4 separate regions of the Homo sapiens genome follow, and regions 2, 3 and 4 are each linked to region 1. The links are chromatin contacts, found by Hi-C or POLR2A ChIA-PET in ENCODE. All regions are on one chromosome and are shown on one strand. Each heading gives the region's core, a stretch centred on a gene start or an enhancer-like site at or near the end of the contact. The rest is flanking DNA. Distances are from core to core; before and after follow the strand shown. Region 1 holds the start of KLHDC10 (kelch domain containing 10). Region 2 holds the start of TNPO3 (transportin 3). Region 3 holds the start of RBM28 (RNA binding motif protein 28). Region 4 holds the start of CALU (calumenin).

Region 1 (2,700 bases), core at 77-2,576:
ACCATAGGCTTTTTTTTTTTTCAAGTCTCAAACATTTTCATAAGCAGCGTGCTATGGTGCTAGTGACTAAAACATTTCTGCCTACAGGGACTGGAAGTAGGAAAACAAGGAGGCAGTGCCAGTGGCGACCAGAAATTTGCACACCAGGTACAAAGGGTATTTGTCCTCAGCTCCAGCAGAGTTTCTTTTTTTTCTCTGCAACCATGTAAGGTTCTTCTAATGCAAAAGAAAAAAAAATCTGTCACATCTAAGGACCTTGAAAAGTTTTGTTTCCCTTGAGGAATTTGATATGCTTTTTCCTTATCATTCAGAAACATCAGTGTATAGTATGTTTTCCCAGTCTGCATTGCGCCCAGTAAGTTTCAAGCCAAAATTTCTGTTTAATTTTGGAACAATAGAAACTCCTGATCGGCACATTAAAAATTTTCTTTGATCTTGATCTTCCATACCCGTTGCTGCCTTTTATTTAATTTTACATTTCCTCTTGATTATATATCTTCCAAGCTGATTAAAATTTTCTACTAGCCAAAAGGAGTTTGAGCGAACAAAAATATTTACAGAGCCATCAGCCATCTATGAGAATACCTTTTTCTTGGCATTCCACACACTGCCAGGTGTTATTTGAAAAGTCTTTACTGATGTAATAAACCAGAAATGGTTTCTCATTGGGGTTTTATTTTGTATTTCTAAGATTACAGGTGAGAGTGAACATTTTCCCATATTTGTTAACCAGGTTTAAAACTGTTTGATTGGGACGTGGCTTATACAGGGACAAATGCAGCTAAGCCGACTGAAAGACAAATGAAACCCAGGAATATCTGGTTCTTACATTTTAGCTTTGACTCCGCCCCTGGGTCCCCTCACCTACCCGGACCCCAAGCAAGCCCTTTGTGTGTGTCAACCATCAGTGAATGGGATCTCAATCTGAAAAGCTGGCAGAATACCGTCTTGCCCCCAAATATGTGTATTATGCGTATATCCAGTGTCTGATTGCAATGTTTATGGGAAAAAGTTCCTGAATCCTAACCAAGACTGAGGCACTGGCCGTCCCCGGGAGTCTTTCCGCAGGCGCGGCCTCTGACACTCGGTCTTCGATTGGCCCGCCTGGCCCCGCAGGAGTCGGGGTGACGCCGGCCAGCCCAGAGCGGACGATGAGAGCTAGGAGTGGCTGCTTCTGCCTTTCTCTCCCCCTACTTTTTTTTTTTTAGCCATAGCTATGGTTACCACGTTTCTCTCCGCCTCCCGCCACCTACCAAGAAAACGACTGACCATTGGCTGCCTTTCACCAAGGCGGTAAGTCATTGGTCTCTGGTGGGACCGGGCGCTGCCCCCTTCCCCTGTCTCCTGGGTCTCTGGAGGAGCCCAGGAAGGAGGCTCCGCTGGTTCCGCTGGGTCAGGCGCTGACGGGACCGGGCTGCGGCAATCGTTAGCGGGTCATGTCGGCCGCCCAGGGCTGGGACAGGAACCGCCGGAGGGGAGGAGGCGCCGCCGGCGCTGGTGGCGGAGGTAGCGGGGCCGGCGGGGGCAGTGGGGGCAGCGGGGGTCGGGGGACTGGCCAGCTCAACCGCTTCGTGCAACTCTCCGGGCGGCCGCACCTGCCAGGTGAGTCGTGGGACAGGGTCCTGACCGCTTGCGGGCGGGAAGGTGACTGCTACCTTTTCTTTTTCTCCCTGGCTTGCTTTTCCTTGGGAGGAGGAAAGGCAGGCCCCACGCATAGCAGAGGGACTGGGGATCAGAGAAAAGGGAAGGTGTCTTTGAGGTCAGGGAGGGAACAGGAGCACAGCGAAGAAAAGTATCTGTGCTCTGTTGAAAGCTCTGTGCTGAGAGTTGTGTTTTCTTTTCAAAGGAGAGGCCACTGTCTCATTGACATTTCCAAATGTTTCGGTTACTCGATTCCCAATCTCTTCCCCTTCCGCAGTTTGATCTTGTAAATGAAAGACATTGGCGCCTAGCTGTGGGAAATTATTTCAAAAAGGGTGCCAAGTTAAGGAGAGAAGAAGGAAACGCATTCCAAGGAGTGATTTTGTAAAAACTACACGGGGCGTGTGTGTAAGAGGCATTCTGAAACGGAAGAAAGGGGTGGGGGAGTGTTGGCTGGGGAGTGTATGGGAAAGAGAACCTAGAGGATTAGGGAAAACTAGTTGGATTATTAATATTTTGGAATGTTCAGAGACAGGATAATGGTGTCTAGGTTTTAAGGGGAGAAAGTGAAGATCAAAAATATACTTAGTGACACAATTATGCTGTGTTTACAATATAAAAACAACTGAGAATTGGAAAAATGTACCCAATACAATTATTTGACATTTTGGTCTACAGTGCCCTAGCCTTGAGTTCAGATGCTTTTGAAAACAAAATAAAATCAAGTGGATATGTATGTGTAGACAATTTTAAAGAGGTATGTTTGTAATTGAATATTCAATCTAGTAGAAGGAAGGTAGGGAATTAAATAATGCAGAGAACGTCAAATATCCCACTGGGCAAGCTTATTTTTACTATGAAAAGAACTATCAGGAATGATGTGTTAATTATTCATCGTGTTTTTTGTGAATAATATTGATTATATTAGTGATATATTTGTTTAGCTGATGAGTTTTGAGAACATGATGAATTGGTTTTTATGAATTGTGCTTAAGACTGTACCTTATACTTCTAGTCAAAAATTATTATTTGATTAAATTGAAGATGACAAAGGGAATT
Region 2 (2,700 bases), core at 38-2,537, 1.0 Mb before region 1:
CACAGAAATGAAGCACAGCAAAGGTGTGAAAATTAGGGCAGGAAGCATAAAACATGAATCAAAGAATGCAGAAATACAACAGATATAAGCTACAATTAAATATCTCACCGGATGCACACACAGTTTTATATGGAATAATCAAAGCAGCAGTGATACCCATCTTATAAATAAAAATCTAAAAGCCAGAGAAATAACAAGGTTAGAGGATTAATATGAAACAAAATGAGAACTCCAAAGATTTTCTGAAAGCAGAATTACTGTTTTTTCTTCATATTATGTTGCCACTCCAAAGCAAGGGGAAAACTCGCATGAGTAAGAATCTAGAAACCTGAGAAGTTTCGAGAAGAACAGACTCAAACTGGAGTGAAAATAGGCAAAAAGAGTGAGGCATAAGGCTACGACTGGGAGCAAAATGCCAGATGCAAGTCTTGGACACGGAGGGGAGACGAATAAAGCCTTCTTAAGCGGAAGGTGGAGAAACACTGGGGTTGGATTTGGTGGGAGGAAGACAAAACGGAAAAGCACGGCCCAAGAAGCAACGGCAAAGGGAGAACTTAAACAAGATTAGATTGATGCCACAATCGAAGAGTATAAGACCTACAAATCAGATTCTGCCGGGTGGGGAAAGGGCCAGTTCGCGACCGATCAGGTGCGACTAGTTTCCCAAAAGCGGCAAAGATGTAGCTTCGCAGCCCCACCCCACGACAGCAGCTCCTCCCCAAGGAGGACCTCACGAGGTCAACTGCCGGGCTCAGGTTCTCCCCCGGAGCCTAGGTTCCACCCCGCCCCGGCCGTGCGGCACAGAACTGCCTCTCTGGGCCCCTCACCGAACGCTGCAGCTCCCCAAGCCAAAAAGAGGCGCGCTCCTTTCCGCTGGGATCTGGGTCGTGGTAAAGCGCCTGCACTGCCTGGTACACGAGCTGCAATGTCGGCTTTGCTCCTTCCATGGTGGTGGCGGTAGTGGCGGTAGCGACGGCTCTGATTCTTCTCCGGAGGATTCCTCGGTTGCTCCGCCTTCGCGCTTCCTCACTGTCTGGGCCACGGCCGCTCCCTGACTGGCGCCATCTCCTCCTCTTTGGCCGTTACCAGGGCAGAAGGCTCTCCGTGGAAGTTGCCCCCTCGGAAACAGCTATTAGGTCGTATTCAGGTTCCTGGCCTTTTTTCCGGTTTTTCCACTTGATTCTAGACTCTTGAGTCCACAGATTCTGGCGCTCCCGTCTTCAGTCGCTGACTTGCCCTCAGAAGCCTATCTTGGGAGGCCACACACCAGTGTACCTAAGGTTCGTTTACCCGGACCGGAAGCGACAGCACCGATACCTTTGGCACACTTCCGCCTGGTACACTACAAACGGCCTCCTTCCCGGCACGCCTCCTCTTGTCTCCCCGCCCCCTCCCGGAAGTAACCCTGCCGGGCCAGGAGCCGGGAAGAAGAGCCGGTGTTCTCTCTGTTCCTCGCTAGCAGCTTGGGACATTAGCGCCGAGATGTGCCCCATATCTGAGCTGCCTTCAGCTCCTTGGAAACGGATCCAGGTTTTTCCTACCCCTTCCGACTGCCCCATCCCTCTCCAGAGAATCCTTTTCTGCCCTGGTGATCAAGGCGCGTCAATTCAACTCTCCCTAGAGTGGCCACAGTACTGGAGATCCAAAGATGACTTAAGACATGGTACCTACGCTGGCTCTAGTGGAGGAGACAGACACGTAGTCAACTGAACTATTTTACAAACCTGAAATATGTGCCACATTGAGATAAATCCAAAATGCCTAGAATCTTTGTTCAGCTCCCCTTTACTTAGTTCTTAAGCCCAAAAGAGGTCTTCATTCTGCTTACAGCTCCTGGTGCTCTAACTCCAGAGCATTTTGCATACATCTTTAGGGTTATTCTCACATTGAACTGTATTTTTGTGAATGCCTTTCTGTCCGAATCCAATACCAGTGGTCTAACAATTCACAAAAGAAAACAGAAATATTGGAAACTGTACTATGGAGAAATTAGGGACAAAAGGTAACAGTATATTGATATTAACATTGCTGCTAGTCCTTTGCACTAGTAAATAACTGCTATTTGATAAATGATCACAATGTGTAAAACACTGTAGTTACAAGATCTCATTTAATCCGCCTAACAACCTTGCCAAGTATTAATAAAACCCGTTTTAGGCGCTGACACTGACCTACAGCGCCTCAGCTCCAGCGCCATGGCGCCCTCCAGGAAGTTCTTCGTGGGGAGGAACTGGAAGATGAACGGGCGGAAGAAATGTCTGGGGGAGCTCATCGGCACTCAGAACGCGGCCACTGTGCCTGCCGACACCAAGGTGATTTGTGCTCTCGCCACTGCGTATAACGAGTTGGCCCGGCAGAAGCTAGCTCCCAAGATTGCTGTGGCTCCGCAGAACTGCTACAAAGTGACTAATGGGGCCTTTACTGGGGAGATCAGCCCTGGCATGGTCAAAGACTTAGGAGTCACGTGGGTGGTGTGGTCCTGGGGCACTCAGAAGGCGTGTCTTTGGGGAGTCAGATGAGCTGATTGGGCAGAAAAGTGGCCCATGCTCTGGCAGAGAGACTCGGAGTAATCGCCTGCATTGGGGAGAAGCTAGATGAAAGGGAAGCTGGCATCACTGAGAAGGTTGTTTTTGAGCAGACAAAGGTCATCGCAGATAATGTGAAGGACTGGAGCAAGGTCATCTTGGCCTATGATCCCGT
Region 3 (2,700 bases), core at 189-2,688, 1.7 Mb before region 1:
TCTCGAGTTCCAGACAACCCTGGCCAACATAGCGAAACCCCGTCTCTACTAAAAATACAAAAATTAGCCAGGTGTAGTGACACTCGCCTGTAATCCCAGCTACTTGGGAGGCTGAGGCAGGAGAATGGGTTGAACCAGGAGGCAGAGGTTGCAGTGAGCGGAGATCGTGGCACTGCACTCCCGCCTGGGCGACAGAGCAAGACGCAGTCTTTAAAAAAAAAAAAAAATCTTACATGATCTGCTACTCTAGATCTCATCTCCTAATTCTCTTCCCTTTACTCACTTCAATCCAGTCACCCTGTCCTCCTTACTACTCCTCCAATATACCAAAAACACCTCTGTTTCAGTACCTTTGAGCTTGCTGTTTTCTCTTCCTGAATTGTTCTTCCTCCGGAGAGGCATGTGTTCACTCTCTCACCTCAGTCCGTCCTTCTCTGGCCACCCTATCTATATTGCCACTCTTCACCCCCTCTCCCCACTATACACATGCACATAGACTTCCTAACCCCTTTCCCTGGCTTATTTTTCTCCTTAGCATTTGACATCATTTTCACGGTTGGCTTGTTTATTGGCTCGTTTATTGGCTCTCTTCCCCACCTTGAAGACATAAAATCAAAGATTTTTTTGGTTTGGTGTTGTGCACTGCTGCATCCCCAGGACCTACAACACTTCCTGGCACACAGTAGGTATTAAGTATTTGCTGAATAAATGAATGAACAAGTGGATAGCATCCTGGCTAAGATGTCCAGGTCTGAGGATCAAATCGGGGGTCCACTACTTAACAGCCGTACAAACTTAAAGTTACTAAATTCCCCTAAATCCCGGATTCCTGTCTGTAAAATGACATTAAGACTCTCCATCCGGTAAGATTGCTGAGAAAATTAAATGAGATAACCTGTATCAAACTGATCACTGTACCTGCCAATCAGGTGACTCTCAATAAGTCTTACTGATGCTCTAGTTAACTATTTTCATTTTTAGCGCGCATAATCAACAGAAAGCGCTATAGAAACGTAAGGGAATGCTTTGCCCTTCATAAACTGACTCCTATGAACGCATCTAAAGCAGAATCAGTTTGGAAAAGAAACTCAGTTCCCTGTCCCTTCTCTTCGGGGAGGGTAAAGAATGATACGGCTCCCTGAAGTTTGGGAAGGTGCCCTCGATCGCAGGAAACCCCAGCCCTATCCTCGACCGCCCCGCCCCTACCTTTTTCAGTCACCACGAAGCACTGCTTCACCGGCCCCACCTGACTGAACAGTTCCTCCAGCTGCTCACTGCGGGCCGAGGGCGGGAGGCGGCCCACAAATAAGGTCAGGCCGGCCATGAGACCGGGAAACCCAAAGCGCGTGAGGACGCGAGCAAACTAGGCCGGCGCACGCGAGCCGAAACGCTGGCTTTGGTAGGACAACCAAGCTCACACGCCGAGAGATTCCGGAAGTGCTCGTTGCCCAAAAGAGACCGGAGGAAAACATGGTCGGGAGGGGGATAAAAGGTTCCGGAATGAAAAAATAATGGCGCCCCGGGGCGTAGCTTCTGGAGCGGGGCTCCGCCCCCTGCCCTAGCATCGCCCTCGCCACTTTTGTGTAAACTTGGCATCAATAATTTCTACCCTAGTGTTACAGCTTTTTTAGAATTTGCCTAGCAGGCTTTCTGGTTTTTGCCGGAAGGCCTCCAAAAAGTAATTTTTTTTCTTAATATACAAAATAAAAATAAATAATTTCTACCCTGTTTAAAAATCTCACCTCCAGATCCTCCCCAAAGTTAGCAGGACAGGCAGAAGAAGTCGTTTTTGCCCCGGGCGTAACTCAGGATCTGATATACTGTGGGTGTTTGATATTTTCTGAAGTGCCTCCACAAATTCCCAGATTACGTGCATAAAACACAACCGGAACACTAACACGTAGACATAGATATATCATATACATCATTCGGACGATTCTCATTTTCGGAGAACACCAGCTGTCTGTCACCTCAGCCTCACAAACAAATTGTAGCTACTAAAATACACATAGACACAGATAGTACACAATTATTATTTCAATAAATATATACTGAGCTCTAACTATGAGCCAAGCATTAGGGATAAAACTGGTGAGCAAAGAAATGACAGGGTCCCTGCCCTCATAGAGATTACAGTCTAATGGTGGAAACAGATTTTTTTTTTTGACAGGGCCTCACTTTATCAACCAGGCCGGAGTGCACTGGCACGATCTCGGCTTACTGCAGCCTCGACCTCCCAGGTTCAAGCAGTCCTCCTGCCTCAGCCTCCTGAGTAGCTGGAACTACAGGTGCACCACCACACCCGGCTAATTTTTGTATTTTTTGCAGAGACAGGGTTTCACCATGTTGCCCAGGCTGGTCTCAAACTCCTGAGCTCAATTAGCCCCCCTTAGCCTCCTAAAGTGCTAGGATTATAGGTGTGAACCACCACACCTGGCTGGGAAGACTATTAGTCCAAAAATTCTTACAAATAAATCACAGCACACACACTGCAGGACCACATCAAACACACTCAAAGCAAACATAACATCCAACTTATACACAGAGACCTAGAACCCATGTCCTCCTAGAAACAGAAGATCTTTGTCTCAAGTCAGCTCATCAGACAGACCCAAAGCTGAGAGCTCTTAATTGGCTAGGAAATCTGGGTGCTCCTGGTTCTGGAACACAGAGAGTGTTTGCCATGCCACTGGGCTCAGG
Region 4 (2,700 bases), core at 12-2,511, 1.3 Mb before region 1:
ATTACTCTTCTTGCTGAATAGTCCATTTGGGACTTCCTTAGTCCAGCCTTAGTCATATCTTCCTCTGAAGCCTTCCCTGACTACCACCAAGGGTCACTGACACTCCTTTGAATGCCAGAAGGATTAGTTGTAAACCTTTCACGTTGACAGTAACTAGCTTGCTTTCATGAGCTTAACTGTTTCATGAGTTTACAACTTGTCTCAATTTGATTTTAAACTACAGAGGCTTTATGTGCTAAGAATGCCACAGGTTTACATTCCATTTGTGTTGAAGCTATAGTAGCCTTTATTTGATATTTGTTTTAATTTCATGACATGAAATTAAATTTTCAGGGACATGCAACGGGTTCGGCCCATTCCCTTCACTTAACATTACTGAGCTGGGCAGTAAGCTCAGAGTTGCAGATATAAAGATGAATAGACAGATACCTACCCAGGAGCTTACTCTAGAAGAGGACAGATGGATAAGCTACATTTTATAGCAGAATTTGGCAAAGTGTACTGAAGCTATAAACAGCTATGATGGTAAATAAGGTAAGAATTATGCTTAGTGAGGTCAGGGAAGGCTTCTAGAGCTAACATCTGAACTGGGACTTCTATTGGCAAGGCAGAAAATCAGGAAAACGCACTTATTCCTGGCAGAGGAAGCCTCTTGATCAAAAATCTTAAGAGATGAAAAAGGACCGGTTGTTAGGAAACAGATGATGGTGCCCAGAGCGCAAGATGAGGGGGAGTGTTGGGAGATGGAGCTAAAAGATACACTGGTGCCAAAGACTGAAGAGCCTCCTGTAGATAGCGCAGGGCGCAGCGCTGAAGGGAAAGAAAAAGTTGGGATTGTTCAATAAAGTTGGTGACTGATTCAGTCGGATTAATTCCGCCCTGGTGGTCTTGTGGGAATGAAGATAACTAGCAGGATAGTCTAAGAAGCCCTGTGGAAGCAGAGTCATGAGCTGTGAATGGGGACGTGGCGGCCACACGGCCGCGCCCACGCCACCCGCAGTACGGGGCTGGGGCTGGGGCTGGGGCTGGAGCCCGCCGTCCCAACAATCCCGGGGACGAGAGTTGGGCGGGAATCCGCTCCACGCAACTCGGCGCGGTCCCGGGGACGTGGCGCTTTCCAGCCAATCCCGGCTATGCGATTGTTAGACCAATGGCTACTCGGGGACGCTATGCGACAGCGGCGGGTTTGCTGATGATTGGTCGGGAGGCCGCCGGCGAGGCGGATGAGGGCGGGGTGCGGACCCGCTTCCGGTTGGGCGGTGCTTGCGCGCGTGAGCTGAGCCGGTGGGTGAGCGGCGGCCACGGCATCCTGTGCTGTGGGGGCTACGAGGAAAGGTAAGTACGGTGATGCCCAGCCCCTTCACCACTGCCTCATCTTTATTCGCTTTCTTTCTGTCCCCGGTCTTGTTCTTGGCGCGGCAGGGGACTGCCTCACTCGGTGCCGCTGTCTCTGCTGGCGCCCGGGTCCCAGGCCTGATGCTGCTGGAGATCCCGGGACCCTCTGTGTGCAGCCTGGGATGGAGGCCGCCGCCCGTCTTACCGCGCGCTCTGGGAAGGGGGCTGGTCCGGTGGAACTCTGTCCCGTTGGGTACTGTTCTGTGCCTGGTTTGCTGCGTCCTGGTCCTCCATCTCTAGGTCACGCCACTCACCGAGTCTCTGGCACCAGAGGGTCATTTTTTGCCTCCGGAAGGTCGGAGGGCATTTGGATAGTGTTATTGTAAGAGTTCCTTGCCGCCTCCACTCACCATCCTGCTTGTATCTGCCAGCTCCGCCCCAAGGCCACATCCCGACAGTAGGGTGCATCTGCCAAGGTCGTGTTCACTCACCTAAAGGGTGCAGAAACAAGGGGGGAGAGAACGAGTGACGACACTAGGTGATATCTATGATTTTAAAGAAAAGCTGAATGTTTAGAGCTTCCATATTTGGCTACGTACTTCAGTTAGCGACGGAAAATAGTTTTTAAAGCTTTATTGGGGAATTAATTTTTGTTACGTTTTTTGTTGCTTCTAGCCCCATATCCTACTGATTTTTAGCATGCTGCGGTCAGAAATAAACTTAATTCCCTATAGCTGCCGCGATTAAGCGTAGAGTGGCTTGCAGTTTCAAAAGCTGCTTTTGCATCAAGGCCCAAGCTCCGTGGGTCTCCTGCTAAAACTTTTGAGCCTGTGATCTGAATTCCTAAGTGTATAAAATTCTAGAATAGTGTCTTCGAGAATTGAGTTGCGTTCATTTTCTGGTGTGGACCATGAAGTCAACGTTAATGAATTGGGAATAAGGTGGCTTCTAGTTGTTTTTTGTTCTAGTAGCTTATTCAGCTTGGAGGCAGAGAACCTTGGAATCTCTGTTAAATTAGTCTGCCATAGAATGGAACTTGACACAAGACAAATGCAAGTTTGACCTCACTCAGTAGATTTAATTAACCAAATACCAAACGACAGTAATCACTGAAGAATTTATATAGTATAATCCAAATGAGGGACCAGATATAACCTCTAAGTTGTATTTGTCAAGAAAATGAGTTTGCCAAGACCTAATCTGAGGTTTTACTGTGATTGGGGGGTGGGGGGGTTCCAATAGGATTCTTTTGAGAATCACAAGTAGGAAAGCCATGAGCTCACAAAAATGTATTGAGTATGCCTGAGTGAATAGTACTCAATATAGCTTTGAAACCAACTCATTGTCACTCTCAATGTAATCATT

The links. Hi-C counts contacts between places; a loop is a spot of excess contacts on that map. ChIA-PET counts read pairs that join two places held with the same protein, here RNA polymerase II (POLR2A). Pooled maps may share reads with other maps.
Region 2: a map of CD4-positive, alpha-beta T cell shows a loop between it and region 1 (8-fold over the local background). The contact joins the promoter of TNPO3 here to the promoter of KLHDC10 in region 1. A Hi-C loop is called at or near these places in 2 of 168 maps with a recorded cell type or tissue (CD4-positive, alpha-beta T cell and CD8-positive, alpha-beta T cell) and 9 of 50 pooled maps.
Region 3: a loop to region 1 is called in a map of naive thymus-derived CD4-positive, alpha-beta T cell, with 35 times the contacts of the local background. The contact joins the promoter of RBM28 here to the promoter of KLHDC10 in region 1. A Hi-C loop is called at or near these places in 1 of 168 maps with a recorded cell type or tissue (naive thymus-derived CD4-positive, alpha-beta T cell) and 5 of 50 pooled maps. POLR2A ChIA-PET finds 5 or more read pairs at or near these places in 1 of 52 experiments (Panc1).
Region 4: a map of B cell shows a loop between it and region 1 (10-fold over the local background). The contact joins the promoter of CALU here to the promoter of KLHDC10 in region 1. A Hi-C loop is called at or near these places in 2 of 168 maps with a recorded cell type or tissue (B cell and naive thymus-derived CD4-positive, alpha-beta T cell) and 5 of 50 pooled maps.

Annotation. Positions count from the first base shown.
Region 1 is chr7:130,069,208-130,071,907 of GRCh38, forward strand. It overlaps KLHDC10 (kelch domain containing 10), which reads left to right and starts at 1,327. Exons shown (of 10, transcript NM_014997.4): 1 at 1,327-1,602. The coding sequence starts at 1,437. RefSeq lists enhancers at 842-1,041, 1,072-1,261 and a silencer at 1,362-1,531.
Region 2 is chr7:129,053,824-129,056,523 of GRCh38, forward strand. TNPO3 (transportin 3) reads right to left here and starts at 1,288. Exons shown (of 23, transcript NM_012470.4): 1 at 828-1,288. The coding sequence starts at 947. It also overlaps the pseudogene TPI1P2. RefSeq lists enhancers at 821-1,320, 2,132-2,426 and a silencer at 2,132-2,426.
Region 3 is chr7:128,342,470-128,345,169 of GRCh38, forward strand. RBM28 (RNA binding motif protein 28) reads right to left here and starts at 1,439. Exons shown (of 19, transcript NM_018077.3): 1 at 1,207-1,439. The coding sequence starts at 1,324. It also overlaps the pseudogene RNU7-27P. RefSeq lists an enhancer at 1,380-1,579.
Region 4 is chr7:128,738,098-128,740,797 of GRCh38, forward strand. CALU (calumenin) reads left to right here and starts at 1,262. Exons shown (of 7, transcript NM_001219.5): 1 at 1,262-1,335. RefSeq lists silencers at 869-1,008, 1,079-1,218 and an enhancer at 1,499-1,598.